2 separate regions of the Mus musculus genome follow, and region 2 is linked to region 1. Evidence: chromatin loops called from intact Hi-C (ENCODE). Cell type or tissue: gastrocnemius. All regions are shown on one strand. Links, peaks and the distances in the headings refer to the core of each region. The heading gives the core; the rest is flanking DNA.

Region 1 (16,449 bases), core at 5,004-13,003:
TACAAGTAGGGAAAAGAGTGAACTGTCAGATAATGGAGGGATGTAGAAGGCAGATGGAAAGAGGCTGGTAAACAGATACAAAGTTCATTCAAGTGAGGGTAATAACTTCACTGTTCTCTTGCACAGTAAGAAGATATAAACAATGATGTACTTTATATTGTAAACTAGCTGGAACAGAATTGTTAAAATAATCTTATAACAAAGAAATAAAAAGAACATGAGGTGATAACCTTTATTAGTCATTTAACAACAGCATATGTGAGTGATAAGGATACCAATTATTATATGCCAACTCTTTAAAGAGTCTAAATTCTTAGTCCCTGCTGAGGCTGGGTGCCACCTGCTGGTGATGGTCTATCTACTTTAGCTTGAATGCAACTAAGTTTCTGAGTCTGGCACCTAGTTGGACATCTGTGCACCTCAGTTGCCTGACAGTTCACCTCTGCCCAGCCTTCCATCATCTGGATGGAGAATGAGCACATTAACACACTGGGTAAGAATAACATTCTTTTTTTTTGGGGGGGGGGGAGGTTTGTCGGTCCAAGATTTGTTACATTAAAAAAGAATGGATGCTGAAATATAAGTGCCATTCAATCCAAAAAGTAAATAATTGAAAGTCTAGCTGACATAAAGTATAATAAAGGAAATAACAATGGTAAGCAAAGACTTAAGATATCAAAAAATAATAGAGGATATGTACGCCTATCTGAAGATTTGAAGATAGGAGCCTCAGATGAGATAGAACATGCAATATTGATCTTTCTAGGTCTGGGTTACCTCACTCAATATGGTCATCTCTAGTTATATTCATTGACTAGCAAAGTTCACGACTTCATTTTTCTTTATAGCTGAATAGTATTCCATAGTACATATGTACCACGTATAGATTATCCATTTTCAGTTGAAGGACATTGAAGTGGTTTCCATTCCTAGATATTGTAAGTAGAGAAGCAACGGACATGGCTAAGTATCTATCTGCAGGGTAGAAAGTCACATCCTTTGCTGACATGCTAAAGGGCAGTCCTGGAGTAACGGCAGAAACCAGAAACATAAAATGGGACCATTGCCAGGGTAGGGGGTGGGAGCAATAGAAAAGGAAATAGTGCAAGTGATCTGATCAGGTAGATAGATGGAAATGGGGAACTCTAGGTAGGGATGGGGATAAAGATAAACACAGAAAAAGGAAAATGGACAGCAACATAGCAGTAAGCCTATCTGCAAAAGTTATTAGAGGAGCTGGCAAGATGGCTCAGTGGGTAAGAGGACTGATGGCATTTCTGAAGGTCCTGAGTTCAAATCCCAGCAATCACATGGTGGCTCACAACCACCCGTAATGAGACCTGACGCCCTCTTCTGGTACATCTGAAATCAGCTACAGTGTACTTTTGTATAATAATAAATAAATCTTAGGGCCCAAGAGGGCCGACCGGAGCGAGCAGGGTTAACTGGAGTGAGCAGAGGTCCAGAGGTCCTAACATTCAGTTCCCAACACCCACATGAAGGCTCACAACCATCTGTACAGCTACAGTGCACTTACATATATAAAATAAGTAAATCTTTTTTTTTAAAAGTTATGAGGAGTCATACTATTCACCTGAAACACTTGGTTGGCCCCTAGAAGCAGAGGGTAAGTATCTATTTGCTGAAGACACCATACACTTCAAACACAGGACCTAGAGGCCCCACAGCTGGAACTGTCTTTAATGTTTGTCCCCTGAGGACTAGAAAGTGCCATGCAAGCTTCCAAAAACAGAGAACCGGACATCAGTTCTACCCAGCTATGATGCCTATGAACCAACCCTGAAGGAGCAAGAGTAGCCAGCGTACCTTGCCAGTGACTAATGGCTTTCTAATTGAGCTTCAGACCCACTCAACAGGGAAATTGTGCATGGTACTGGAAATCTAGCCAACTACCCAGGGCTAGTGAAGTCAAAGATCTTGGAGGAGAACCTACAACCACCACTTTACTAAACCAGCATAATCCCTAACTGCACTCCAAATATTTATCTTTATACCCACACATAAGTGTCGTCCCCAGGCCTCATTAGGGAAACTTCTCTTTGCAACAGATGGAGATCATTACAGAAAACCACAACAGATCAAAATACAGAGCTTTGGAGCGCAGTTCCAACAGATACAGCTATAGTATCCCACACCTGGGGCTCAGGGATCAGGACTGAAGTGGGGTTGGATGGAAAGATTGTAAAAGCCAGATAATCAGGGGTTTGTTGTGAGGTTGTGTCTCTTAGGAAAGTCAGAAGCTGCACACATAGAGTCTCACCAACATGACTGCCTAAACAGGCTGAACAAGGACAACAACAGACATGCTAATGCGCAAATTCCACAAAGCCTCTGGTCTATACAGAGAACAAGCAATTAAGAAATGCTGAAAGCTGACAGGTTAGTCTTCTCCAGGGAAAAAGTGGTTACCCCAAACCAATGGTCAGCCCTGAAAATATACACACAAGTAACATTGTACAGACTGATAAATATATTGTATTTATATATTTAGAATTAGATAGACAATAGATAGATAGATGCATAGATAGATAGATAGATAGATAGATGCATTGATAGATAGATAGATAGATAGATAGATAGATAGATAGATAGATAGATAGATAGGGAACCACTGTCTTAAGACATCCTGTTATTTCACCTCCCTTTTAACATCCTACATCTTAACTAGATTTCTTCCAAGATGGATATTTTATCTCAAGGAAACATGCTGTGCACCGGAAGGACAGGAATCAAATGGATAATCAATGTTCATGAATATCACAAAACTTTGAAAAAGATCAAAGTTATCCTAGTTTGCTTTCTATTGCAGTGATACACCATGATCAAAAGCAACCCAGGAGGAAAAGGTTTATTGGTGTCCAAGTTGGGGGTTCCTTGCTGTAAAGAGACACCATGACCAAGGCAACTCTTATAAGGGAAAAGATTTAATTGGGGATGGCTTACAGTTTTAGAGATTCAGTCCATTATAATGATGTCAATAAAGACATAGTGCTAGAGAAGGAGCTAAGAAAGCCACACCTATTCCAACAAGGCCACACCTCCTAATAGTGTCACTTCCCATGGGCCAACCATATTCAAATCACCACAATGGGTTTACACATTGCACTCACAGTTGTTCATCACTGAAGAAGCCAAGGCAGAAACTCCAGCAGAGCAGGAACCTGGAAGCAGGAACCAAAGCAGAAACCATGGAGGAGTGCTGCCTGATGGCTTGCTCTCCCAGCTTTCTCAGTTTGCTTTCTTATGGGACACAAATCCACATTTTTCTGGGCTGGCCCTGTCCATAGTGGGCACATGAATCATTAATCAAGAAAATTCCCACCCCTTGCCTATAGTCCAATCTGATGGAGGCATTTTTTTTCAACTGAGTTTCCTACTTCCCAGATGACCAGCGCTAATGCTGAATGCTGATCCCTGTCTTCATAGAGAATCCATTGCAGTTTTAGAATTCTGTTCACCTCACTTCGAGGTTCCAGCTACTCTGGTTGCAAAATAGGATTGCAAAAACTAGGTCCTATTATCAAAGTCTCGGCCCCATACTTTCTCCTGTACAGATTATATCTCCTGGCCAAATTCTAAATTGTATGAAATTCCACACAAATCCTGAGTCATGTGGATTACCTGTGGGCTAGGTATTCCTTGATCTTCTCACTAATGAAGCTATATAACCTACAGGTATCAAAGATAGGGCTATTTCTGAAACAGGTGTCAGTTGTAACCAGCTTTTAACACAGCCCAAAGAGATTCTCTGCTCCTCCAACTCACATGCTTGTAGAAACTCTTCTTTAAAAAGAGATTTAACGTGACAACCAAGAGGATTTTGCAGAGATGATGCTATGTGACTGCTGAAACAACCACACTATGACTTCCACATTACCCTCCCTTGGATCTCTTAGGGAAGCCAGCCACTATATATTTAGTAATTGTGCTCACATAGTGAAAAACTGGGTGTTTTGGCCAACAGCTGGGCCATGGCTGCAATCTCACACAGTCTCTGGTCAGACCTGCCCAATTGAATAACACATAAATGTCTGACTTAGAGAATTCATTCAACATGATATAAAAGGCTGCTTCATTTTTAAACAACTTGGCTTGGACTGTGGGCCTGGCCCAGGGAGTGGCACTATTAAGAGGTGTGGCCTTGCTGGAGTAGGTGTGTCACTGTGGACGTGGACTTAAGACCCTCATCCTAGAAGTCAGTATTCTGCTGGCAGCCTTCAGATGAAGATGTAGAATTCTCAGCTCCTCCTGTGCCATGCCTGCCTGGATGATGCCTTGATGATAACGGACTGAACCTCTGAACTTGTAAGCCAGCCCCAATTAAATGTTGTCCTTATAAGAGTTGCCTTGGTCATAATGTCTGTTCACAGCAGTAAAACCCTAACTAAGACAGAGGAGGTTTGTTATATAGTGCTGCATAAGTAACATAATCCTAAACCACCATAAAGTGTTGGTGCATTGGTGCTGAACTGGCTCCAAAAACACCATCCTACTGCCTTGTCTGCATGGAAGTCTTTCTAGCTATATGTTGAGATGTGTTATATTGAGAATTTGATTATTCTTCATGACGTTTTCCTGTATTGGCTTTGTAGAAATTACAGAGGATAATTCAGTGTCCTGGGTTACTGAAATGAAGACTATAGGTCTTATACACATTTTTCAAATATATATTTGAATATATATACAAATTTGAATACATATATATAACTATAGGAAAGGCACAAATCAGAGGAGATCTGCTATTCGCTGTCTTCCACCCTGTTTATCCTTTGGATAAACCGGAAATCTGTGTCCCATCAAAATCTCAAAAACACTATTGTCCCTGTAGATTTCCCACTAATTAAAAATGTATTCTGATGATATTATTGATGGTAACAAAGTTATAGCTTTGCTATTGTATGATAAAATGTGACAGAATTTAGAAAATCAAGCATAGCTCAATGAACCCGTTTCAACCCCAGTGACTAAGAGATGCTGTCACAAAAAAATTATTCATAGGTAAAAAAAACATTCTAAGATCCCAATAAGCCAATTGATTTTAATGTAACAAAGTATGAAATGGTTCTTGAGATAGTTTGAGATTTTTACATTGTAATTAATCTTAAATTAATACTCACTTTTCAAATTTCAGACAGCATCAAAGGAGAGTGTCTAAAGCAGTTATGAAAACTATCCCTCTCTTCCAAGCACATACCTGCACGATGCCAGATTCTCAGCATGGGCTTCTACCAAAACAACATATTGCAGCAGATGGAATGAAACCAGCAAGACATAAGACTTGCTGTCTTCTATTGAGACAGACCATGAAAAGATCTGCAAAAATGTAAAACGGTGTCACACCAGCTGCTGCTCATTACTTGTTTTGAAAAGTACAGTAACTTTTATAAAAATCTGTCTTTCATATTAATGTATAACTTGTCTATCTAAATACATTTAAATATACAACTTTTAACATGCTTACTTTTAATTCCTCACAAGATGTACATTGAATGATTCAGTACAAAGCAAAATTCTTTCCAGGGGGTCACAAGTTTTCAAGAGTGTAATGGGGTCAGATGAGCAAGTTTATACAGTCGGATGAGGTTGGAGCCTACGTCACCCTTCTCATACAGATGCAGAAGCTAAAGGTCAGAGAAGCCAGATAATTCTCCCAGGATGGTGCAGAAAACACAAGTAGCAAAGGCAGAATCTAGGGCTCCTAGCCTCTGGTCCTAGGTTCACAAACACAGAGCTGCACCATATCACATAAATATAATAGTATACTACACAGCTAGTTAAACAGTCTAAAACCAACTGCACCAGGATTAGCTTCATTAGCACCCTTAATTTGTCCCACTCTCAGTGCTACAAGATACGTTCTTGCGCATTATTAGAAAAGGCAGAATAGCCTTTCCCACGGAGGGTTTCAGTGAGTAGAAGAAGGCTGCTAATTTTTAAGATCACTATCATGACGGCTAGAAGGAAAGATGGGGGCAACAATGAATTCCTATATGCTGGCCAAACTTTTTAAGGCTATGTCCAGATTTCCCCAATTCTAAGATTTGGATTTTCCAATAGAGTCAGCTGAAAATGCTGGGTCTACAAACAAGTACTAAGCTGCCTTGACGAAAATACTGTTCATGGTTCTTGTTTCACCATTAAATGTAAAGTCAAATCAGTAAGATAAAATGAAAAGAAATTTCGTTTCCTAGTGTTAATGTCATAGATCAGATACCCAAGAACCAAGGACTTTTCATGCTTGTTTCTAGGGCTGGGACCCTTGGAAGTGTATGTGCTCTAGCAAGGAATCTACAGGCATTGCAGTGAGATGAACCTGGCACTAATGGATCTCTCCCAGATACTTGTTACTCTGTTAGTGGTTCTGAAGGCAGCAGCAATGGTAGTAATGGTACCCTGGGTATAAATGCACTGAGGACCAGATTCTGCCCTCGAAGTTGACAATGACTGGGTTCTCACAACACGGAACACCCTATGCATAGGATTCTCAGGGGCACTGAAGCCCTGCTCAGCAAGAATCTCTTTGCAAAAATGCCAGGGACTCCACGTTTTTATCAAAGTCTTTAAGAAATCCTTAAATCCCCCCAGATGTCAATGAGACCCGTGATACATTAAAAATGTGGTACAATATCAAAAATATTCATGCTAAAGTCAGAACATCCTGATTCTCTAGAAGATTCTTTAACCCAGAAGCCCTGTACACACACACATCACAGTCTCCATACGGAGCTCTAGTCCTTGGGAGTTTGGTCCTTGGGAGTTTGGAATCATAGCCTGCAGTTGGAGAGACCTCCGCACATTCTGCAGCAGGACTTCTAGAAAACACTATTATCGCATGTTCCCTCTCAGAGAAGTGCCCTGAGGAGTTATGGGCTTACTGAACACATGGACCGCTTCCCTGTGGCTGTACGAAGTCATATCAAGCTTAGCACCAAGCCCATCCTGGATCAGAAGAACTGGCTTTCTCTCATCAGCACTGGCATTTATGTTTCTTATAACTTAAAGCCCTCAGGTCTTCCTGTGTACTCTATGGAGATACCAAATGGGACCTCAGTCTGCATCTGGGCTGATGTTCAGTAGCCTTGGCTGAGATTTTAAAAGGTTCTAGCAATAAATCTCAACATTTCTGTTGGGTTTTCCCTGGGGATTTTTTAGGGTGTGGCTATAAGTTGGTGTGACAGCCAGGTGTGTGTTGTTTCTCCCTTAGAAACTCAGGACTGTGGAATATGGTTTTGAAATGTCAAAATCCATTCATCAAGAGGGGTGGGACAAGTATACACACACACACACACTTGGAAGAGCCACAGAGGTCTCCAAATTCTTCTTCATAGCACACAGATATATTTGTTTCCCAGGATCTTTGCTAAAACATGACTTCTTTTGGCACAAAGCAAAGGGCTACAGATCACTCTCTGGGTCCCAGCCAAACAAGCATAGTAAAAGTCTCAGAAGTTCTTCATGAGAACATAATGTCACTGAGAATATGGGCCTAGTAGAAAATCTCAAGGACAGAGACATTGCAGGGTCCAAGCTATAGACCAGAAAAGACCAGAACAAGAAAAGATGACCCCCATGGTCAAGTCCAACCACTCCAACACCACACAGAAAAGTGACAGAGCCCCACTCTCCTATGAGAGCAGGGCCTATTAGACATTTATGAAGCACCAAGTTTTCCCAAAGGAACACATGTGCTCACTCAAGACCGGGAGTTGGAATTTAATGAGATGATGGTGTCTCCACCATAAAGAAATTCTCAATTCGAGGTCAGAAGGTGTCTGTTAGGAAAATAATAAGCAAATGTGAAATCATTCATTCATATAGTATAAGCGCATTAAAGGGGTTGAGGCTTAAGAGAAAAAAAGATGTTTAAAGACAAATAAAAAACATAATAGTGACTGTTCTTGAAATGCAGTGGCTAAGAAGAAAAATCTAAAAATTAATTCTGGCTAACTTGAGAGCTAGCAAAAGGGGGTGTGTGGGGGGTTGTCCATCTCTTTCTTCATTTCTCCTCTGGTGTTTCCTTACAATGGATTTTCTTTCTCTCTTCCCTTTCCTGTACCAGTACTGGCCCTGATGGAAGAGACCATGAAGGTGAACCCTCCCCCAATACTACATTTTCTCATCGCCCTGCATCGTTCTTTTCCTTCCATTCCCCCTTACCTTGCCAAACCTCAAGCATGCATCTTGCTGTCAGTGTTTAGAATTCTGTCTCGGCTTCAGTAAAGAAAGTTCTAGTGCCAGCAGTCTCACGCCATCTCTGGATCCAAATAAGTTGGCAGCCAAATGTAATGTAATCAAAGCCTGGCCAATGTAATCAAGGCATCTCGGGAACGGGCCACTGTTGGAGGACTCCGTGGTCTCCCCTGCTCCTCTTTTCTCTTTGTGACAGCAGCAGACACACAGATCCCAAACACTAATCCCTCCATCTTTCTTCTCTAGACCCACTGCTTCTCCCCAGGACCCTCTTGGCTGGCACAATAGTGAGCTGCTTTCATGCAAAGAGTACCAGGCAAGGCCCACTGTGACCTCGTCTTAATTAGGATTAAAAGATCTGCTTGCCCCTTGGTGAGTATTAGTTCGTATATGGTACCAGGTCTCACTCAGAGAATCCCGGCTCAATGAATACTTCTCTAACTATCGTTTGATGTAGACTGAAGTGAAGACCCATGGGAAAAAAGAAGTCCTCGGCTACCAAAGCTTTCCAGCTCTCTGGACCATCTGACAAGTTGAACGATGCCACTTCTTAGTACGTCGCTGTGGCTGTGGTCTGGGTAGAGAGGTCCACTTGGCTGCATTTGCTGTAACTCAGAGGAAGATGTGGCCCTGACTCACTTCCAGCCTTAACTGGGGACTATGGAGTTTGAACCTGCTCTGCTTGCCAGAGTGTAGACTTATGTGGGTTATGCTCATCCTGGGAAGCAGGCAGGTAGAGACTCCAGAGAAAACACCCTACCACTAGTCATAGTTGTGTGAAGGGGGGAAAAAAACAGAGAAGAGGAAGGCATGGGGAAGGAAGAGGACATCACTTCACAGCACAGCCTGCTCCTCTCCTCCCTCCCAAGCCCTAACTGAACAGTTACTCAGATGAAATCCATATCAACCCTCCCCAAGTGTCTTAACCAAAGGTCCCTTCATTAATTCTCTTTGTACATATTTGCTTTCCTGGGGAAAGAGCTAAAGAGCCTCTCCCAGACATGAAACATGAAGATTTCCACAAGTTTACAGTCACCCAGGGCTACACAGCAAGTACCAGGCAAACTAGAGCTGCACCCCAAGACCCTGTCTCAAAAACAAAAACAAAAAACAAAAAAACAAAAAACAAAAAGCAAGCAAGCTAGTAACTATTGTTACTGCAATAACTGTGGAGGTAATGAAGCACAAATCCTAAGGCTTACCAGTCCCTCCCTCCCATGCCGGGCCTGACATTCATGTTTGAATTTTCTGATGACTGGTGAGGAAGGTGGGCTGATTCTGAGATAAGACAACCGTAAAGTGTTCCAAGTCACGAGACAAGGCAAGGGTAGCTGGAGTCTAGGGAGACTGCATTCCTTGGACTCCATGCCCTTTAATCTGTAAACTTATATGTGTACACCATGACCAAAGGAAACCTCTCCTGTCCTGGCACCACCGGTTGGTCTAGAAAGCAATTTTTTTGGCGGGGGGCATCTCTCCTCTCAGATTCCTCTCTGCAGACATCTTGGATTTTGTCCCTATAGTATCAACGGACTCATCTAAGGATGGAGGCCTCTCTCAGGCTATGTGATACAGTCCTTATTGGAATATATAGTCCCTATCAGAGCCATGAATTATGAAAGATGTCAGTGAAATGCCTGATACAGGCTACTTGTGAGGCAAAGAGTGGTCTCTTGGCTTACAGTTCTATGGGTTGAAGTCCACAATGAGATAGCCCAATTGTCTGGGCATCTGGCAAGCATGGAATGGTATGTCAGGATGAAAACACATGTGTTGTAACAAACACATCTGGAAAGAGGAGGGATGGGAGAGAGTGTGTTGGAAGAAAGGGAGAGGAGAAGAAAAGGGTGTAATAGTTCTCCCCCCACCCTTGTGGGGGGGGCATGCTCTAAAAGACCTAAGGATCTCACCTCTCAAAGGTCCATAGCACCTCCTAGCACTGTGACCATAAGACCCAAGGTTACTGGCCTTTGAGAAACAATTCAATTATCTGAATTGTTTCTCAAAGTGAAAGAGCAGAGAGATTTTCTTTTCTTTTCTTTTTTTCAAGTTTTTTTAAATGTTAATTTTTTATTAGATATTTTCTTCATTTACATTTCAAGTGCTATCCCCTTTCCTAGTTTCCTCTCCAAAAGTCCCCTATACCCTCCTCCCCGCCCTGCTCCTCAACCCACCCACTCCCAATTCCTGGCCCTGGCATTCCCCTGTACTGGGGCATATAATCTTTGCAAGACCAAGGGCCTCTCCTCCCATTGATGGCCGACTAGGCCATCCTCTGCTACATATGCAGCTAGAGACACGAGCTTGGGAGTTGGGAGTGGGGGGGGGGTATCTGTTTCATATTGTTGTTCCTCCTATAGGGTTGCCGACCCCTTCAGCTCTTGGGTACTTTCTCTAGCTCCTGCATTGGGGGCCCTGTGTTCCATCCTATAGATGACTGTGAGCATCCACTTCTGTATTTGCCAGGCACTGGCATAGCCTCACAAGAGATAGCTATATCAGGGATTTTCTTTACTCCCCAAAATTCTTGTTAACACAGAAGATTATGTTTTCTTTCTACTGCATTAAAGAGGAAACTGCTCCCTCCTTGCCACCTCTCACCACCTTCTCCCTATAAGATAACAGAGGCTCCATTTATGAATCTAGGGAAGGAGATCTTACTGGACCTCTGCCCTCAGCTAAAAGCATTTGCCAAATGGATAGCTCAGACTGCCTGTTGTCTTGCCTCTTGATGACTGTCTTCATTAGGGTTTCTATCGCTGTGCCAGAACACCATTACCAAAGAGCAAGCTGGGAAGAAAAAGGATAATTTGACATACATTTCCTCATCACTGTTCATCATCAAATGAAGTCAGGGCAGGAGCTCAAGCAAGCAGGAACCTGGAGGCTGGAGCTCCCCTAACCCTCTTGTCTCTGCCTTAGCCCCAACACGGGGATTATAGGTGCACTGGACGTGCCTGGGCCTTTACATGGGTACTGGGATCTGAAATCAGTCCTCATGCTTGTACAGGAGATGCTTTCACCCACTGTGCCATTTTTCCAGTTCCAGGGCTACTTGCTAATCATCTTCACATCCCAGAAGTTGACATTTGTGTATGTACAGTGTGGAATGTACTTTCAGGGGAGATAAAATGGCAGGCTTCTGAACAACAGTTGCTCAGATTCGGTTGAATCTAAACAATGTGAAATGACCCTGGGCAACCCACCTTCAAATGAGGTTAACTCACTCCAATGAGTAGGTTATGTCTGCAGCACCTGGGAAATGTCTTCATATGATTTAAACATTCTACTAGTATGGAGGGAAATGAGGAAATGCTTGCGGAGAAGAGAGTCCTAGAAGAAGAAAGTAATACAGGGGGATGCGAATACATGCGGCTCGTTCCACTTTCTGAACTAGCCAGCCCCAGTGCTCGTTGATCTATACAAGGCTCATCGTCAAACCTGCTCCCCAGCGAGAGCATCCACCACCTCTCCCCAAAGCACCGTCGTCCACAATCAGCTAACTTCGTACTATCAACCCACAAGAGACAGTGGATACAAAGACTGTGTATAAAAACTATGATAGCCCCAGGCTCTCTGGCAAAGCCTTTGCCTTGCCAGCAAATAAAACACAAAGCTCCAGCTGCCAAGCTGAGAGGGCCCGCATCTGCTCCCCTGTCCCTGAACAAGCATTTGATGATGACTTTCAGGGCATTTTAATCCTTTGATGATCTCATACTCCTTTCCTTTGAGACATTTAGAAAACAGTCTCCTTGCCAGGAATCCCATTACAGTCCAGCCCCACAGCCTTGTTGAAGGAGCTTGCAGCTTTCTTTCTGATAGTCTTGTTTTAACAGGACATGTATTTCAGATGTGATTTCTTTTAAAAAATTATATATCTATCTTTTTTTCCTGTACCTGCCTAGTTTGGACTGACATATGGACTCAGGTACAAAGAGTTTCAAGGGCAAGATGATACTAAGAAACATTACAATAGGTGATTTCAATGAAAATGGTCCTCAGAGGCTCATAGGGAGTGGTGCTCTTAGGAGGTGTGGTCTTGTTGGAGGAAATATGTCACTGGGGGTAGGTTTTGAGGTTTCAGAAGCTCAAGCCAGGCCTGATGGCTCATTGTCTCTTCCTGCTACCTGCCAATCCAGATAAAGAACTCTTAACTCCTTCTCCAGCATCATGTCTGCCTGCACACTGCCATGCTTCCCTCTATGATGGCAATGGCCTAAACCTCTAAACTGTAAGCCAGCCCCTATTAAATGTTTCCCTTTATAAGAGCTGCCACGCTCATGTGTCTCCTCACAGCACTAGAAACCCTTACTAAGACAGCTGGTGAGAGGATAACGAAAAGGCAATGAATATTTGTCAAGCTAAATTTTCTGGGATCTTGGGATACAAGGAGCCAGTGGGAATAGCTGCCTCTAAGTTACCCAAAGGGCAAACTTTTCTAAATCCATAATTAATACTTAAATTTACAGATTTCAATATCTATCTCTCAAGGAAAAAAATGTGTTTTGTCTATGGCTCCTAGTATATAATTTCCTCCCCCAAGACAGGTCAGAGAAACTAAATTTTCTCTTCTCCAAGGCAAGTCATACAAACTCTAATACAAATATATACACACAGAGACAGACAGACAGACAGACAGACAGACAGACAGAAAGGCAGGCAAACATGCAGGAAGGTAAGAGACAGGCAGGCAGGCATGTGTATACACTTGCATGTACACACACACACACACACACACACACACACACACACACACACACACCTTTCTGTATTGGAGTTGGCCATAAAGGAAATCTCTGAGGGACTGAAGAGATGGCTTAAGTAGTTAAGAACACTGGCTGCTTTTCTAAAGAACCAGAATTCTCTACCCAGCACCCACATGGCATCTAACAGCCATCTATAACAACAGTTCAATTTCTGGAACTATATCTATAACATCCAGTGTCCACTTCTGGCTTCTGTATACTCCAGGCACACAAGTGGTACACAAAAATACATGTAGGCAAAACACAAATACACATGAGATAAAAAAAAAAAAAGATGGATACGTAATTTTTTTAAAATAATCTCTTTTTTAGCATTTATTAGATATTTTATTTATTTACATTTCAAATGCTATCCCGAAAGTTTCCTATACCCTCTCCCCGCCCTGCTCCCCTACCCACCCACTCCCACTTCTTGGCCCTGGCGTTCCCCTGTACTGGGGCATATAATCTTTGCAAGACCAAGGGGCCTCTCTTCCCAATGATGGCCGACTAGGCCATCTTCTGCTACATATGCAGCTAGAGATACGAGCTCTGGGGGTACTGGTTAGTTCATATTGTTCTTCCACCTATAGGGTTGCAGACCCCTTCAGCTCCTTGGGTATTTTCTCTAGCTCCTCCATTGGGGGCCCTGTGTTCCATCCTATAGATGACTGTGAGCATCCACTTCTGTATTTGCCAGGCACTGGCATAGCCTCACTCGAGACAGCTTGTCTATCCTTGCCTGAGAATAAGTCTTAGACCTTCCTCTACCCGCAGAGCCCTTGCTTATGTCCTGGATGGAGTTCAGTGGGACAGAGGCCAAGAAGCAGAAAGGCCTTTGCAGGCTTCCCTGTGCTCCCTAGAGCATCACACACACATTACATCACTCACATTCACAGTGAGTCTCACAGGGAACCTGAGAAGGATGCTACAGAGAGCTTCTGCATAATTGAAAATGGAGAGGCCCCTGGTGTGTAGGGTATGTGCAAAGGAGGCATCACCCTCCTTCTCCCTTCTCCTTCTCCTCCTCACTTCATCCTATGCACCTCTTCCTCGTCATTCTTTGTAACACTCTATTTTAAACTAGCAAATGTACTTCCTTGAGCTGTGTGGTCCAGTCATGCAAGTTAATCTAGTTCAAGAATGGGGTCAGGGAATCCTAATTTGTAGCTGATGGATTAGAAACTCGGGCTTGAAACTGGCATCTGGAGTGGGGCCAGTCCTGGGACTGAGCCCTTAGCTGGTGGGATCTGACATCATCACTAGGTAGAAAGGATCCAGACTGGATTGGTTCAGAGCACACACAGCCTGTCTCCTCCAGCATCAGTTGCTTACTCACAGATGGAAACAAACACCCACACCTTTAGGGTCTCAGAGGGGGAAGTGAGCCATTTTTCTTCTGACATGCATCAGTAGCTACTTCTGTCAGAAAGTGGAAAGTTCTCAAGTCAGTGACTTCAACTCCCATCTTAAGAAACTGGAGAAAGAAAGAAAGAAAGAAAGAAAGAAAGAAAGAAAGAAAGAAAGAAAGAAAGAAAGAGAGGAAGAGAGGAAGAGAGGAAGAGAGGAAGAGAGGAAGAGAGGAAGAGAGGAAGAGAGGAAGAGAGGGAGGGAGGGAGGGAGGGAGGGAGGGAGGGAGGGAGGGAAGGAGGAAGGGAGGGAGGGAAGGAGGAGGGAGGGAGGGAGGGAAGGAGGAGGGAGGGAGGGAGGGAGGGAGGGAGGGAGGGAGGGAGGGAGGGAGGGAGGGAGGGAGGGAGGGAGGGAGGGAGAGAAACCAAAGAAAATAGTAAATATCCACACAAAGGTCAATTAACAGAAAAACAGAAGGGAAAAATGTGTGAAGGCAAGAGCTTTTGGGCTTGAAAAAGTCAGTAATACTGACGGCCCTCTTTATTCAGGAAAACTGGAGATGTAATGGAGAAGACTGAGATCACTATTATAGGAACATAAAGACATCTGCATCTCCAGATCTCCAGATAGTAAAACAATAGTAAGGGTGTGCTATGTGCAACGCTACAGCAATGATTTCAGCGGCTTCAACTAAGCGGGCCACTTTTTTGAAAGCAAGAAACCCATAAAGCTCATTGGAAGAGACCAGAGCAGAGAAAGAGTATGTACTATAAGAGTCTACTTAGATAAGCCTCTAGAAAATGAAGACTAACATGAAGAGAAGCTGATATACATTGCCTGGAGATTTTGGGGGCGCATAGGCTGGGTCAGGAAAGGGGGACAGGGTTGACTGCAAAGGAGCCCGAGAGAAATTCGTGGAGGAAGTGATGAATGCGTTCATTAGGCCGTGATGATGTCACCACAATCAAGTAGTGAATACAGACGTCAAAGCACATTAAACCGCAGGCTTTCAAAACGTGCAGTTTATTTTGAATGTCAATTAGGCCTCAACCAGAACGTGAGGTTTCCTTTCTAATTCGGAGGGTTTTTCTGTAAACTGTGACTCTGTGTTTAAAGTTTGAAGCTGAAGAACGATCCAGCTTGGTTAGAAAAAAAAAAAAAAAAAAAGCCCTCACCCCAAACAATGCGTACCCTGTCATATGCATCTAGGAGGCCTTTCTTTTCCAAGAGAAAATGTGGGGTTTGGACAAAGACGGAGCACTGAGTTAGGGAGCAAAGCATGGCTGGAACTTAGCCGGAGCCACCAAAAGTGCCAACCTCACGGAGCAACAGCTCCTTTGCCCACTGTCTCCCCGAGCAATACACAGGCCAAAGAGCTGGGAGTCCATTTTCTTTGCTTCTGGTCTGAGGCATGAGGACTGACTCCGTCCAACTTGCCAGCTACCCTGCCTTCAGGCCACACGCTCAGCAAGTTGTAGTCCAAGTTACTGTATGCTGAGCCTTTAAGAGCATTGTTCGGGCCCTTACTACGGGCAAGTCAAAGACCTGGGTTTCTCGGCCGTGGACTCAATGACGAATCCATTTGGGTGTCTGAAGCTGGCAGTGTTTGGTCCGTGAAGGCAATTGAGATGTTCTAACTCTCTTGCGACCCAGCGATTTTTACTCCCCACGAATTTCCCTCCAACCGAAACTTGGCTCCAGTGTCCTGCAAACCAGACCCCGGGGTGGTTACAAAACAAGAACCAAAGGTCTGGTAGTGTAAGAGCGTTATAGTTCCTCTGGGAGTCCTGCCTCCTGCCTCCACCACCCTCCATCCGCCAGTGAACAGTCGGCCTTTCCTCTCACTGTGGGGAATGCCACCGCTCTCTCAGAAATGCCACCACGGTTGCCCTTGGCAATCCTTTCTTGTGCAATGTCCTTTCTCAGGAAGATGAATACAAGCTGTGCAGAACTGAATGTCGATCCCACCCTCGGCAACCAGCAGTCTCATTAAGCAAAGACTAAAGGACCCCGGGGAGAAATACATTTGACTGACTCTGGAGTTCAGGGAAGAACCATGAAAGGGGGAGAGATTTCTTCACAAGTGGGGGCGACTTTCAGGCAATCCTCCTTACCCCAAAGCCCAATGTGCTCACTTCCTGGT
Region 2 (16,449 bases), core at 5,255-13,254, 96 kb before region 1:
TTATGTTTGTGCAGGAATAGAAAACCTGACTAAGACAAATTGGTACCAGCATAGTGGAGTATTCCTGTGACAACCTGACCATGTTTTGGGGAGGACTGTGGAAGGACTTTGGAACTTTGGGCTAGAAGATCGGTGTTAAGTGCTCTGTCAGACATTGTGTAGGAGCTTGGAAGATAATGTTGAGAATAATGAATCACAGTGCAGAAGATGGAGGCCTGGCTTGTGAAATTTCAGAGGGAAAATTAAAGACTCTTTTCAGGGCCATTGCTATTTTGGATTGTGAAGATTCTATGGTTCTGGTTAGCTGGGGCTGAAGAATCAGCTGTGATTAACAAGATACCAGAACTACTGAAGTGAAAACTTTTGCTTACTGGGACTATTGATGCTGGTTAGCTGGAGCTAAGAAATTAGCAGTGATTAAGAAGAGACCAGCATCATTGAGGTGACATCTTCTGGTAAGTGTTTTCTGAGAGCACAGAGGCTGTGTTCCAGAGATAGCCAAAGTTGTACCTCGTGCTGCAGCAGGACTTGGTAATGTATAAGAGTTACCCAAGTGGTACTGGTTTTGAAGGCATGAAGGGGTCACACAGAGCAGCTGAGGCTCGGCACTGTGAGAGGCCACGGAAGGCCTTTCCTCCCCAACTTGCTTCTTGGTCATGATGTTTGTGCAGGAATAGAAACCCTGACTAAGACAGACAGTAAGTCAAGTTTTACATCTTGTGGTTTTTCCAATGTCTGTTGAGTTTTACCACATGCTTCCATTTAGTGTCTTTGTGATAGTATTCATGGTGCCCTCAATATCTTGGATTTTTCAAAACACCTTGTCACTCTGTCACCCTTAGTGACTAGATGCTCAAATTTGACCAGTTCATTTAAAAATATAAGATTGCAACTTGAAGAAGAGAGTTAATAGTTAGCAGATTAAATTTTGTTATAATTATAGGAAGGGTTTGTATCATATTTCTCAATAAAACATACTATGTATTTTTTCCTGTCTAATGATTACATTTCTCAATAGAACATACTATGATTTTTTTGTTGTTGTTTACCATGTCTGGTGATCATTTTCTTACAAGCAAAAGTAGTCATGTCATGTGGTAAATGTAATTTGCTTTTCACCAAACAAGTAAGTCTGTGCCATGCAGAAGGTACTGTTAATCCTTTACCAAGTGCTTGGGTTGGGGTGAAAGACTTTTTATAAGTGAATAGATAGGAAATGTTTTATATATATTCATACATATATACATATGTATGAATAAATGAATTGTAGATAGATTTCACCTTATTAAGAACTAATCAAGAAATTCTTCAAAAGAGCACGTATTTGTTTTTTTTCTAAGTGAGAGACTTTATAAATGGCCAGCTCTGTGGAGAAGGAGAGAGAGATAGTGTGAAGCCAGAAGAGAAGGGAGGATGGAGGGAGAAATGCAGTGGCGGGAGGGAGCTTTTGAGACATCCATAATATATAGATTTGAAGTTTAGATAAGACATCCATGTAGCTTTTATAAGTAATTGATGCTGCTACTCTGAGGCCTCCTTAGGAAGGAAAGGAACTAGGGTGTGATCAATACCCTCATCCTCCGACTCCAGAGAGCAGCATTAACTTATTACTTATAGAGATGGAAGAAGAAGAAACTAGCGTTAGTATCACAAGGGGCTGCAATGTAGGCCAGGCTTCCTTAATAGCATCTAACAAGATAATGATAACCACACAGACAGCAACTGCTGACCAGACAAATGGATGACTGGAGTTAAGAAATCCAGAGTCCCCAATTTTCGCACATTTGACATTTTTTGTGCAGATGTGTCACTAAGTCTGTCTTTTCAAGTGGTTCATAGTCTCTGGAATAACCCCCGACTTTCAGAATGATGGGATTTAAGAATGATCCATGCAAGAAAAGCCAGCCAGTGTGAATGAGTCCTAGGGTGTGCTCTCAGTCTCTATCTACTACCCTGCAACAGCCAAGTCGTCCCCTTGCCTTGTTCAAATGGTGCAGAAGGGAGAGAGTAAAGGGCATCCTACAGTCTTTATGGGGAGGGGAGGTAAGACTCATTCTACCAAACTCCCTAAAGCTGCAATTACTTATACTAAGTCACTTATTCCGTGAACCTATGTTGGACCTCTGCTTTTGCACAACACTATAAAGTTTCTCCTCCTCCTCCTCCTCCTCCTCCTCCTCCTCTTCCTCTTCCTCCTCCTCCTCTCCCTCCTCCTCCTCCTCCTCCTTACAGAAAGTAAAATGAGCAACCACACCTTCCATATCTATCCATGCCCTTGTGACCATTCCTCTGTTGACTGTTTTCACTGGTGACACTCCTACTCACAATTTCAATTGATTGTTCATTGGATACCCTTCCTTCTCTCGTTTCCTATCAATTCTAACTTGGGTTCTGTTGTTCTGATAAACATCATGACCAAAAGCAACCAGGGGAGGAAAGGGTTGGAGTTTTTATCTTCCAGGTTACAGTCCCTCACTCAGGGAAAGCCAAGGAAGTCAAGGAAGGAGCTTGAGGCAGAACATGGAGGAGCTTTGCTTATAGGTTTGTTCCCTAGTCTCTGCCCAGAAAGTTTTCTTATGCAGCCCAGGAGCCCTTGTCTAGGGATGGCACTGCCCACAGTGGACTGGATCCTTCAACAACAATTAGCAGTCAAGGAAATGACCCACAGACATGACCACAAGGCCAATCTGATAGGTGTAGTCTCCCAGTTGAGACATCCTCAGATAACTCTGGGTTGTGTCAAGGTGATAGCTCCCACTAACTAGGAGACTACCTCCAAGTTGAGCCTCTCTGAGGACCAACTTCCTAAGATCCTCCTGAATATTTTCATTCTACGTGGGTCTGCCATTCACCAGACCTCTATTGAATTGACAACCAGTGTCACTCATTATGATAAATAATGACCTTTTGTTTTACTTCACTTTGATTCTTGACTGTTATTATTGTCTCTCTTGATAGATCTCTAAGTCCCTGAACTAAAGAAACTAATTTATATTTCTTAGTGTTGCATTATGATATTAGATTCTCAAAGACTGTTGAAAGATGTAAGATGTTGAAAGATGACACTGAGACAATCATGAAATTGACAATTAATGAAATGGATGGTTTTCTAGACAGATACCACATACCAAAGTTAAATCAAGAGCAGGTAAACTATCTAAACAGTCCCATCTCCAACAAGGAAATAGAAGAAGTCATTTAAAATCTCCCAACCAAAAAAAAGCCCAGAGCCAGATCGATTTAGTGAAGAATTCTACCAGCCCTTCAAAAAATACCTGATACCAATTTTCATCAAACTATTCCATAAAATAGAAAGAGAAGGAACACTACCTAACTCGTTCTATGAAGCCATAATTACTCTGATACCTAAACCACACAAGGACCCAACCAAAAAAGAGATCTTCATGCCAATCTTGATTATGAATATCAATGCAAAAATACTCAATAAAATTCTTGCAAGTTGAATCCAAGGACACATCAAGGCCATCATTCACCATGATCAAGTTGGCTTCATCCCAGGGATCAAGGTTGGTTTAATGTAAAAAAATCTATTAACATAATCTACTATATAAAAAAACTCAAAGGAAAAAAATCACATGATCATGTCCTTAGATGCTGAAAAAGCATTTGAGAAAATACAACACTCCTTCATGATAAAAGTATTGGAGAGATCAGGAATTCAAGGCCCATACCTAAACATTATAAAAGCAATTTACTGCAAACCAACAGCCAATATCAAATTAAATGGAGACATACATAAAGCAATTCTACTGAAACTTGGAACAAGATAAGGATGTCCACTCTCCCCATATCTATTCAACACAGTATAGAAGTGCTAGCTTGAATAATAAGACAACAAAAAAAGAGATGAAGGGGATACAAATTGGCAAAGAAGAAATAAAGATATCACTATTTGTAGATGAAATGATAGTATACATAAGAGACCCCAAAAATTCCACCAGAGAACTTCTCCAGCTGATAATCAACTTCATCAAAGTGGCTGGATATAAAATTAACTCAAATAAATCAGTAGCCTTCCTTTATATAAAGGATAAACAGGCTGAGAAAGAAATTAGGGAAACAACTCCTTTCACAATAGCCACAAATAATATAAAATATCTTGGGGTAACCAAACAAGTGAAAGACCTGTATGACAATAACTTCAAGTCTCTCAAGAAAGTAATCGAAGAAGATCTCAGATAATGGAGAGGTCTCCCATGCTCATGGATTGGCAGAATTAACATAGTAAAAATGTTCATCCTACCAAAGGCAATCTATAGATTCAATGCAATCCCCATCAAAATCCCAACACAATTCTTCAAAGACACGGAAAGAGCAATTCTCAAATTCACCTGGAAAGGCAAAAACCCAGTATAGCGAAAACAATTCTTAACAATAAAAAAGCTGCTGCGGGAATCACCATCCCTGACCTCAAGCTTTACTACATAGCAATAGTGATAAAAACTGCATGATATTGGTACAGTGACAGACATGTTGATCAATGGAATAGAATTGAAGACCAAGAAATAAAACCACACACTTATGGACACTTGATCTTTCACAAAGAACTCAAAAATATACAATGGAAAAAAGAAAGCATCTTCAATAAATGGTGCAAAACAAAAAAACAAAAACAAACAAAAAAACCAACAACCAATGTAGAGATGAAAAGACCAGTGTGTGAGTCTTAACTCTTGGAAGGATTTCTTTACAATCTAAAAAACTAAGTTGAAAATGAAGGGACCAGCCAGGCAGAAAACATATTTCCTGCATTTGAACGAGCGTTATTTATGAGTAATTAGTCGTTAGCTGAGTTAAAACACAATCAATAATTTTAATTACAAAAGGGAGACTTGAGAAACCCATTTGACCTGCTTGTGGTTCAGAAGAAGACAGGGACCCCATTATTAATTCTGCTGCAGAGCTGCAAAGCAGAGGTAAAAGAAAGTGCAGCACAATAAATATTAAGAGTGAAATGGGATGCATGACCTCTGGGTGAGTCCCACCTCCCAGGAGTTTCCCTTGAGGGCACGGTACCCAGGAAAATTAATAATGAACCAAAACATGGTCTGTGTGACCTTTACAATATGCAAATGTCAGGGCCTGGTAAAAAAATAAAAGGAATATGAAAATCCTATAAAATTTAACCTTACTGTAAATTACAAATAATAGAACTAGAACTTGATAATGGTAAATCACAAGGGTGTTAAACTTGCATTTATCAGACACATATTTGGATTCAACTAAAAGTATCAGAGAGTCCAACATGCCAGTTGTTTACATATTTTTGATTAATATTTTGTAATGTTTGTGAATACATAACAATAATTTTAAATTAACATAAGAAACCTTTTTTCCACTGGCATTATATTTCATAGTAAGAAACAGGAAGTTTTCTCAGTAATTTTAGGAAACAAGCATGTTTGTTCTTCCTACAGCTTTTCGAAAAAATATCCTTACTAATACAATAAAAAAGAAAAAGAAATAAAATATGTACAAATTGAAGAAGTTATCGTTCTTTACAGATTATGTAATTTTCTCTACATAAAATCTAAAAGAATCATCAAAGTATGTGAAACTAATAAATGGTTATAACAAATTTGTAAGATATAAAGTTAATAAAAAAATTAATCCTTTTTCTATGTGTTAGCAACAAATAGGTAGAATTTGAATAAGAAAATATTCCTATATACATTAGCATATTCCTAAATACTGAAATGAGTATGCATTTAACATAATATGTATGGACAAAATTATAAAACTCTAATTAGGGACTGGAGAGATGGCCTCATGATTAAAAGTACTTGCTGTTCTTGCAGAGGACCCAGGTTCAGTTCTCATCATCCATATTAGCCAGCTCACAACAACCGACATGTCCAGTTCCAGGAGATCTGACACTCTCTCTTGACCTCTGCATGCACAGGCACACACATGCTACACACACATACATGTAGGCACACAGACATACATATAAAATGAAAATGAGTAGAGGCTGAAGGAGTGGCCCATCAGTTAAAAGCACCTACTATTCTTCTAGAAGATCCAAGATTGTTCTTAGCACCAATCAGATCATGTGTAACCACTTCTAATTCCAGCTCCAGGGCATTCAACAACCTCTTCTGGTCTCCACAGGCACCCTAGTATCCGTGGTATACACACAGAGAGAGAACACACACACGTGTGTGTGTGTGTGTGCGCACGCACACACAGAGAGACACACAAAAATAAATAAATAAAAGCTAAAAACTTTTTTAAAATTCAATGAGTAAAGAAAAACCCTGGTGAAAATGACTAAGGAGGAACTAAATAAGTGGAGAGCTAATCTGTGACCACGAGAAGATACAAAACTGTCAAGATGTCAGATTCCCCCAACTGGAGCTCCACAAGCAATATAATCAAAACTCCATCAATTTTTTTTATCCTGAATCATCATTATGATGATTCTAAAGTTTATATGTAGAGGCAGAAGATCTACCCACAGAAGAATCAAAACACTCCCCCAATATTATAGTAGAGCATTGATACAGTTGATACAATATTACAGCACAACATTGATACAGTTGACATATTACACTACAACATTGATACAGTTGATACAATATTACAGCACAACATTGATACAGTTGACACAGTATTATAGTACATTGATACAGTTGACACAGTATTACAGTACAACATTGATACAGTTGATACAATATTACAGTACATTGGTTCAGTTGACACAGTGTTACAGTACATTGATACAGTTAATACAACAGTGAAGCAGGAGAGCACCCCAAACCGCCACTGTCCCACTTTATCATTTAGTATAAAGGTCTTGTACTCAAAACAGTGTGATGTTGACAAAGCAATAAATAAATAAAGCAAAATACTCAGAGTCAATCGACACAAAGGCAGAAAACTGTTCTTTGACGAAGGAAAAATCGAGTACAATGGAGTGGTGCAACACCTGGGCATTGTCAGGAAATAGGAATCTTATATTCTTCATAACAATATACACAGTACTGCTATAAAACTCAAAACTATACAACTCTTACAACACTGGGGAAAACCTATGTGGTCTTAAGTATAGTGATAACATATTAGACTATCAGGAGTCATGACCATAAAGAAATAGTTGATAAACTGCACTGCAGTGAAAAAAAAAAAAAAAGATATCTGCTTTACAAAGACATTCTGAAGAGAATAAGAGAAAATATCAGTCTAGGAGAAGAAAAATGTAAGAGACTGACACAGTTGAAGGACCAGCATACTAAATGTTCAAAGAACTCTAAATGAAACAATAAATTGTGTAAATGTGAGCAAAGGTATGAATAAATTCTCTATCATCATATGTCATTAAGGAATTGCCAATTGGAACCACTGGACACACCCCTCTCAGATACACTGATGAGAATACAAATCCTGCCAGAAATGTGAGCAGAGGAACTTTTGGGCTTCACTAGCATGAATACAACATGGCACAGCCACCAGGTGTAATTTCCAAAATTCACCTGTAAGCCACACCTGCGCAGGAACCAGGTAACTTCCTGGAATGCTGGGAACTGTAGTTCTTGGGAAATAACAACGTCTCATAGGAAAGTACAATGGTCTACAAGTTTGGCCTTATAAGCCCCTGCTATGCATGGCTTGAGGCCGTTCCAGCTGGGAAATTCCAAGGAAATGATCCTGACCAAAGTCCATCTCTTGGTCAGTATTTAATATTAATATTTAATAAACACTTGTTATAAATTTGGCTCAAAATGGTGGAGTTGTTGTTTTGTTTTGTTTTGTTTTGTTTTGTTTTGTTTTCTGGTGAACTGCAGGATAAATGCTGGAAAGGTAGTTTTCTCATGAAGTTAAATATATTCTTACCAGACTACTCAGCAATCACTCCAATGTGAAACAAAAGAGTTTGAAAGTTACCTCCCCACCAAATTTTCACACAAGAATGTTGCTGCTTGCTCTCTTTATTGTTTCCAAAACTTGGAAGGCCCCACGATGTCTTTCAGTAGGTGAATAAATATTAATCTAGACAGTGGATTGTGCTGCTAACACAGGCCTGTAGTCTCAGCCACTCAGGAGTGTGAGGCAGGAGAATCTCCAATGCCTGCCTAGTGCAGTGTAATGAGACCCTGTAATGAGGCCCTGTCTCAAAACTAAAAGTCAAAAAGAGGGTTAGTAATACAGCTTAGTAGAAGAGCCTTTGACTTCCATGTAAGAGAGGTTCAATTCCCTATACATACTGGAGCGTATGTGAGTGCGCACACACACACACATGGATGCTGGGGGGAGGGAGAAATAGGAGGAGAAGAAGGGATAAATATAATTGCATATTCTGAAGTGCTGGAGGCCAATATGACAAGGTTGCACAATGAATGTGTGCTTCCAACTACATGACCTTTTGGAAAAGGCAAACTGTGGAGACAGTTAAGTGATGGGAGGTTGCCAAGTATGAGGCTGGAAAGAGGCAGAAACAGCCAGAGCACAGAGGGCCTTTCCTCCACAGAAACTAGTCTACATGGCATTATAATGTTGTTTACGTATAACTATACACTCAATATACAGCCATAGATAGTGCAAGGGGGATATTAAAGCTCATGTTCTGGACTTAGAAGCTAGATTGTAGCAACTGTAGCATCCCTGGAAAGGATAATGATAGTATTAGAGGTTGTGTGTGTAAGGACAGGAAGATGTGGCAAATCTCTGTACCTTTCACTTAACTTTTCTGTAAACCTACAACTGGACTGAAATGCTATTTTGTTAAAAACAACTACAAACCTGAAATAACATTCTTTTTCTTTTAATTTTTGATGATTCATTTGTCACACACTTATGCAGGGCGTTGTGATAATACCCCCAGTACACTCACTTATCCTTTGTCCACTCCCGCTTACAGCTATTTAGTACCAAAGGTTTCTTAAATGTGTTCATTCAAAAAAAGTTCTCAAGGTTCCACAAAGTTTTTCCATTTCCTTCCAGAAGGTGGCATGTGTGTACTATGCTCAAAAAGCCCTCCACTGATTTTGTGAAGTAGAGGGGGCGAGGGGGTGGGGGGGGGGGAAGTGGGGGGAAAAAAGAAAGAAAGGAAGAAAGAAAAACTTTCGCAGATAGTAAAACAACTTATAAACCTGTTCGGAGTAATTTCAGCAGCTGGAGTGAAATGGGAGCCTGCCGCAGACAGGGCTTTCCGTGGCAGGGCGAGCTTCTATAGACATACATACCTGCGAACACGGGGACCCATAACTTAATTTACAAGTGCCTCAACGCTGAGAGACTACTTGCGGAGTTGACGCTCTGGAATTTGTTACGGTCACTAGAAGCTGCATGGCATAAAAAAAAGGTCACAAGCTGTGGCTGGAATGGTGGACAGGAACAGAGTCCTCAGACTACAGAACTCAGCCAACTTAGCCTTGGATTTGCAGGGCTCTGCTCCGAGAGCTGTTTGAACTTGAGAGAGGAATCCTCTAATTAAAAGGCAATTACACAGAACGTCTGCCTAGTAATCCCCTCCGAGCGTGTTAAACCCACAGATTTCTGGGCTTTAGAGACCCTGAGGTCAAGAACATCTTTGGGACTGGTGAGTCTACATTTAAGAAGCATCCTGGAATGGAAAATTTCTCAGGTGTCTACGTACATCAGACTGCTAATGAAGGCGACGCCATGGACAAACCTTGAAAACAGGATTCCAAGCAGACACAAGAGGACGGCTGGGACTTCTGAGTCTCAGGGTACCATTAGATCAGGATGCCTGGTTTCTGGATTTTCTATGAAAAAAAAAAAAAAAACAATTACAATTCGTAATGGTTAAGACTGTATCCAGAGTGTCAAGGTTAATTATCAGAAAATATCAAATGCCAATTTCTTACAGCCCCTGCTTTTGGCGCAGTATCATGGTGTCCCGGGGCAGAAAGAACAGAAAACAGCACACCCTCTTTGCTCCTTCAGTCTTCCCTGTCTTCTTGTTACCTTGTGCAAAAGAACCCGACCAGAACAATACCCCTAAGAAACAGTTGGAGGTCAGTGAACTTTGGTTGCCCATTTGCTCACTCATTCAGTAGTAATCAATAATCATGGGGTACTTTCCAGACTGATTTCTAGGCCCAAAAGAATGAGTTATGAAGAACACAGTCATGGCAGTCAAGTCAACAATAAGGAAATAAGCAGACGCATTCAAGAGTAAGACGGTATCTGTCTGTGTGCTGGGCTTAAAGAAAACCAAGGTTGATTGACATGTAACCAAGAAGGAGAATGTTGTTTGAGCTAGCCTCACCAGGGTCAACTGCATGGGGGCAGTCACACTGACAGAGGTGCTAGAGACAGCGCATCATCTCAGACATTTCCAGGACAGCCTTGGGGAAGGGGATGTGTATTCTTCAGGGACAGCTCCAGCACTGAATGATAAACACTGGAAGAGGCAGGTTGAGTTGAGCTCAGCTTAGGGAAGGACTCCCTAGCCTAGCAGAGAGGGGATTCATACCCAACTGTGGCTCACCATGTCCTCGTTTCATTGTCTGTAGCACTTCGTTTAGGCCTCACGGTCGCAATGGATGGTAAGAGGAGTGATGCCCATAGAGTGGAGAGGTTTGTCTGCTCCCAATCTAGCTGTCTGATCAAGTGAATAGTCACTTAATAGAAAGTCACTTGAAGGAAACTTTCATTGAATGCTAGGGAAAGCCGGACATCTCTTCAACCCTTACCTCAGTTGAGTAATTTAAGCTCAGCAAATGGGTGACTCTGCATACTTTAGTGGTTGGCTGTGCTGGGTGTATGTATAGACTCCAGAACTGCAGGCTCTTCTAGTCATACGTTGGCTCAGTATAAAGCACACGGAGGTGACCAATTTACGTTTCCTGAAATAAAATAGCTCCCTGGCTCAGAGGGAAATGAATGAGTTAGAGACCCTTAATCTTGTGATCTCCAAACACTGCCAGGAGCCCTAATTAAATCACAGAAAACACTGAAAAAGCAAATAAGACATACTCCAGATTCCAGCCAGGTAATGGAAAATTACAAAAACTCTTGAATACCAATAGGCGTGTTTCCAGCTTGACTAAGTGCGAAGCATAAATTCTCGGGGGGGGGGGGGGGCTTTCATTGACTACCTCCCAGAGGAATGCAGCCAAATGGCATTGGAATACCTCTTTCAGTAAGAATTCAGACTGTAGCCCAAACCTGCACTTCACAACCAGCACTGGGAGGAGCAGGAAGGGCAGGCATTGTCTCATGATCTAGATCACTTTCCTTCCTCAAGAGAACCGTTTCTTGACTTGCTTCAGGAAATAAGATCATATGTAAACCTTGAGCAGACAGCTCCGAACCCAGTGGTTCTCCAGAGGGGCCAGGACATCTACCCCGGGTGAAAAGGGAAGACAATCAAGCCGAGGGTTACTTGAGTACTGACTGACCTTCCTGGAGATTAGAGTAAGGAGTGAAATTGATGACTCCTGTGACTGTCCTCGGTTTTGTCAAAATTACCCAAGTACTGATTCCATTTAGCTCCACAGGGAAGACCAAGATTGGGAACAAATGGCTGCAGGGTCCAATCACAACACACACAGTCCCTGCAGGCCAGACATGCCCATCACCTCTGGACAGCTGCTTCTCCCACTATGCCACTATGCCATAATCCTACATCCAGTCAAACACAAACTACATTAGGGCACAGTCTTCAGCATCTTCCTATGCAATAGTTAGCAGAGGAGAGAGGAACATATAGCTGAAGTCTAGTGCAGTTGTCAGTTCTGACCTGGGTTTGAAAGAGCACGGGGTGTGTGAGAGTGCAGGGTTTGCATTTAGAGCTGTCCACTCCGTAAAGGCAGTTCTGTTTCTAACCTGTCCAGCAGAAGAGATGTTTAGTGGTTTATATGTGCATTCTAAATCACAATTTATTTTAAAATAGCTGAACATTTACTAAGAGGGTACTCTTGACACGTGAGTCCATCAATTCTCAGAAGAACAAGCACTCCACGTGATGTGCGTTGCTTTTGCCTAGTTCGTACTCCCTGTATAGGTTTGTGGGTGGTGGTCAGGACTGTGCCTTCATTGAAAGAAAAGAAGGATAAACAGATTGGGCAGAGTATTTTATCAAACACAGCAAATACAGTGACCACTAGACAACTGCCGTCTCTGTCTTCATCAGCCCAATGAGTCGCACTGTATTTGAGATCTCGGAGCTGTGTAAATGCATCCAGCCTGGTCCTCTGAGCCTGCAAATCCTTCACCTCAAACAGTTCACAAGGCAAGGGAATGAAGAGTAAGCTAGCTTGTGACAGGAGGGGAAAAGGCAACAGATCCGAGTCCAGACCATCTTAAAGAACTAGAGGCACTGGTCTTTACCAGGCAGGTCTGTTAATTATCCACCCTAACACCTCGACTTCAATTAGAAGATACTCAAAAAAGAAGAAGGAGAGGGGGAGGGGGAGGGGGAGGGAGAGGGAGAGGGAGAAGAAGAAGAGGGAGAAGAAGAAGAACAAGAAGAAGAAGAAGAAGAAGAAGAAGAAGAAGAAAAAGAAGAAGAAGAAGAAGAAGAAGAAGGAAGAAGAAGGAGGAAGAAAGAAGAAGGAAGAAGAAGAAAGAAGAAGGAAGAAGAAGAAAGAAGAAGGAAGAAGAAGAAAGAAGAAGAAAGAAGAAGAAAGAAGAAAGAAGAAGAAGAAAGAAGAAAGAAGAAGAAGAAAGAAGAAAGAAGAAGAAGAAAGAAGAAGAAAGAAGAAGAAAGAAGAAGAAGAAGAAGAAAGAAGAAGAAAGAAGAAGAAAGAAGAAGAAAGAAGAAGAAAGAAGAAGAAAAGAAGAAGAAAGAAGAAGAAGAAGAAGAAGAAGAAGAAGAAGAAGAAGAAGAAGAAGAAGAAGAAGAAGAAGAAGAAGAAGAAGAAGAAGAAGAAGAAGAAGAAAAGAAGAAGAAGAAGAAAACAACTCAGGATACTCCTGTGGGCAAACGCAGGGAGCCAGCTCATGCAGCACTTTCGGCCAGATGGCACCATTGTTCCTTGTCCTCAGGCGCACACATCTCAGTGCAAATGCCCTGGAAGAAGGGAAGGAAGTGGAAAAAGGGAATGAAGTGGGGTGCAGGAAACCCACCGTTGATTCACCACCTGAGCAGATGACCCTGGACCAGCTAGCTGTATGAAGCAAGACCACATCAGAACAACATGAATGTCCCAAAGTGACAAAGTGTGCTTCTGCAGGTAGAAGCACAAAGATCATGCTTGAAAGTTTGTCAAACTTTGAAACTCAGACATTTATACACAAGATCCAAATTTCAAGGTTTTCTGGGAAAACCAGAACTCATAAACATGGAAGTCCTGCATTTCTGCCTAGGAAATTAAATAGCTGCTCAGAAATTCTGCTTGCTTTATGTGTTTAATTATTTTACTTTATATATTTTGGACTTAATTCCAAATTAGCACATAGAGAGCTATGTTCTTTTAAAATTATTGTTTTATTAAGTTTTGTGCTCAGGTTTGGTAAAACAGTCAAGAGGTCTAAGAAAGACACAGAATTCTAGTTGTCCCCAGCCACCTTTTGTTACCCGGAGGAACCAGCTACTCTTCCTTCTGTGGTCTGCAGGCACTGCATGTGCATACAAGGTTTTAAATTATGGGCTCTAGATCTTCCTCTACTAGGTCAGACTGTGCATCTTTGAATAAAGTACTCTCTGAGACCTAGTGTGTTGGTCTATCCTACACGGAAATGGGTTTGGCCTAGAATCCAGAGCTGGGCTGTTCTTAAGCTTTTGGGTACCTTTGAAATGCACGTGACTTAACCTGAAGCTTCACTCCATACACAGACTCTGATTTCATACATCACCTTCCAGTGCTCATCTTTACATTCATCTTCAATCTCACTGATTTTTGTTTGACATTTTCATAGAGCATTTGTAATCAATAATACATAGTAAATATTGCTGAAACCCTGCAATAGCAAAGGTTATACGAAACATCTTTGCAGCCGACGTCCATAGCCTTGGCATGTGACCCATGTCCTCTGACGTGAGTCAGGGACCTTCCACTCCAAAAGTATATCAGCTGCTCACGTGGACCACACCTCTGTAGCTAAGGTTCTGATCATAGATTTTTTTTTTTTTAGTTTTAAGTTTTAGAGATTTTATTAAAGTTAACATTCCATAAGGTCACTCAGATCAAACTGCAAGAAATTCCAGAAATACAAACTACCATCTGTAGAACTGTAGAATCTTCTCCAGCTGTCAAAAATGTACATGATATGTAACAAGTCTTTAGGAAGTAAATTCCACTGTCCATTTGTGTTGGGTAAGAATCATTCATTTCATGGAATCCACATTAAAAGAATCCTGTGTTGGTTGTAATATTACAGCATTATTGCATTAATCCATTTTCCTCAATTCCACATAATGTGCTGCCATCTTGATTTCTCCGCGGTAAAATCCATTTCAAACTCTTCAAGCTGGGTGTAAATGCTTTGATGTCCGTGGCATAAGTCTTTCATTCCATCTGAAGATTCACATTTTTGCTAAATACAATACAGAATTTCCCAAGGGCTGGCTCTCCTCTATTCTTAAAGATAAAACTCTATAGTCCCAGTCTTCAAAATGGCACACCTGGGATAAAAGCTGTGTTTATCATCTTGTAAGTTACCATAGCAAGCAGGGGTGCCACAGTGCGGCCGCCGCCCACTCCCTGCTGGCTCGGACTGCTTGCAGCAAGGCGCCTGGTTGAGCATGCAGCGGAATGCAGTGGCCAGACCTGGCATCGGCCCTCCAAGGCAGTGCCCGGGGCTGTGTGCCTGATCATAGTTTTATTTCTGTCCTGGATTTAGAACTAAAGGCTGGTGACATGGAATCAAGAGGGGGTTCAGCCCATCAGCTCTTCTCTATGTCTGGAAGCAGGCGTGGCAGTTGTGTGGGTAGAGCTACCCAGTGTGCACTGGAGAAGATTGTTGTAGGCTCTTCAGTGCCAGGGGGTGTGGCCTCTTTGTAGGACCAGTTCACTGAAGCATTGTGGGTATACGCCTGACTAATTCTTTTTAACCCCATGATTCTGTGAATTGCCAGCATCCTTGAATCTATTCATTTTCTCTTTGAATTATCTAGGGTTGGTATTACCTAGAGTTTTAATTATCTAGATAGTTATTTAGAGGTAATTATCTAGATATTAATTATCTAGAGTATATGTTACTTGCAACCAAAAAGCCAAGTAATATACCTTCCTCTTTCTGAATGAACAATATCTTATGGGTTGTTTCTAACAAGAATCTTGTTGCCATCAGTTATGGTAGTTTGGTAAAGAGGGACCAGAATGTCAAAATCACACAAAGTTTTTTAAAAAATAAATCAATACATATTCATTGTGTAAAGTTATGACATTTTCAAAGATATGAATCATGTACACTGATCATATCATCCATCCCCAGCCTCTGTGTGGTGGTGGTGAAGTACTTGTGCATGTGCATGCAGGTGTAAGCACATATGAGTACTTGCATGCAGAAGCCAGAGAACTATCTCAGGTGTCATTTCTCAGAAGCTGTCCCCCTTGTTCTTTGAGACAGAGACCTTCACTGGCCTGGATCTTGTCAATTAAGCCAGACTGGCTAGCCAGTAAATTCCAAGGATCTACCCGTCTCCAACTCCCTAATGCTGGGAATATAAACTCATGCTCCCATGCTTTTTTAAAAATATGGGTGCTAGGGTTTGCACTCAGATCCTCATACATGCAATTAATGACTGTGCTAACTCCCATCCTCCCATTACTTTTCCTATCCACTCTCCCCTGCTTTTTTCTCAGACTTCTGTCTTTTTTTATATCAGTCTGACACCTGAGGGTGCTGCCCACTCTAGAGGAGAATCGTTCCCTCTCTGTTCATTCTTCTAAAAAATGTCTTTACAGACACACCCAGAGGCATGTCTCTGAGCTGATTCCAGTTCCAGTCAAGTTGACAACCAAGATTGACCATGACAACCCAGGATTGGTATAGCTGGCTCATGTGGTTGGTCAAATTTTAATATTTTTTTGAGGAAACACCATAGTGTAAGTTACCATAGCAATCAGGAGTTCCACAGCGCAGCCACCATAATGGCAGCATTGATTTAATTGGCATCAACAGTGTACACATAAAGGGGTTTTCTTTTCTTCTCAGAAAGTTTGCCTACATTTGTTGTTTGTTATCTCAAGTACAACCATTACAACTGGGTTAAGATGAAATCCAAGACCTGGTTTAGTCTACATTTCCCAAAGGGGCTGAGAATGCTAAACATTTTATGTATTTATAGACCATACCTATTTTGAGGGTTGTCTATTCTATTACTTTGCCCATTTATTGATTAGTTTGAGAGAGAGAGAGAGAGAGAGAGAGAGAGAGAGAGAGAGAGAGAGTGTGTATGTGTATGTGTGTGTGTGTGTGTGTGTGTGTGTGTGTGTGTGTGTGTGTGTGTGTGTGTTTAAACTTTGGAGTTCTTTTTATACTCTCCATATGAACCCTCTGTCAGATGAATTACCT

The links. Hi-C counts contacts between places; a loop is a spot of excess contacts. Peaks named below come from ENCODE experiments on the same cell type or tissue, not always from the same donor. Only the 100,000 strongest peaks of a DNase experiment are listed, where the experiment ranks them.
Region 2: it touches region 1 in a loop (2.3-fold over the local background); 8 of 42 quality-filtered maps call a loop at or near these places.

The regions. Positions count from the first base shown.
Region 1 is chr15:8,781,112-8,797,560 of GRCm38, reverse strand. The region is part of intron 2 of Gm31340 (a long non-coding RNA gene); the gene reads right to left. Among named protein-coding and RNA genes, the nearest start is that of Gm31340, 78 kb to the right of the region's middle. In gastrocnemius, for the core only: no CTCF peak of the experiment used is centred there; DNase peaks (open chromatin) are centred at 5,238, 8,388 and 11,861.
Region 2 is chr15:8,877,746-8,894,194 of GRCm38, reverse strand. No RefSeq gene overlaps it. Among named protein-coding and RNA genes, the nearest start is that of Ranbp3l, 82 kb to the left of the region's middle. In gastrocnemius, for the core only: a CTCF peak has its summit at 8,964 (motif pointing right); no DNase peak of the experiment used is centred there; H3K4me3 peaks cover 466 bases.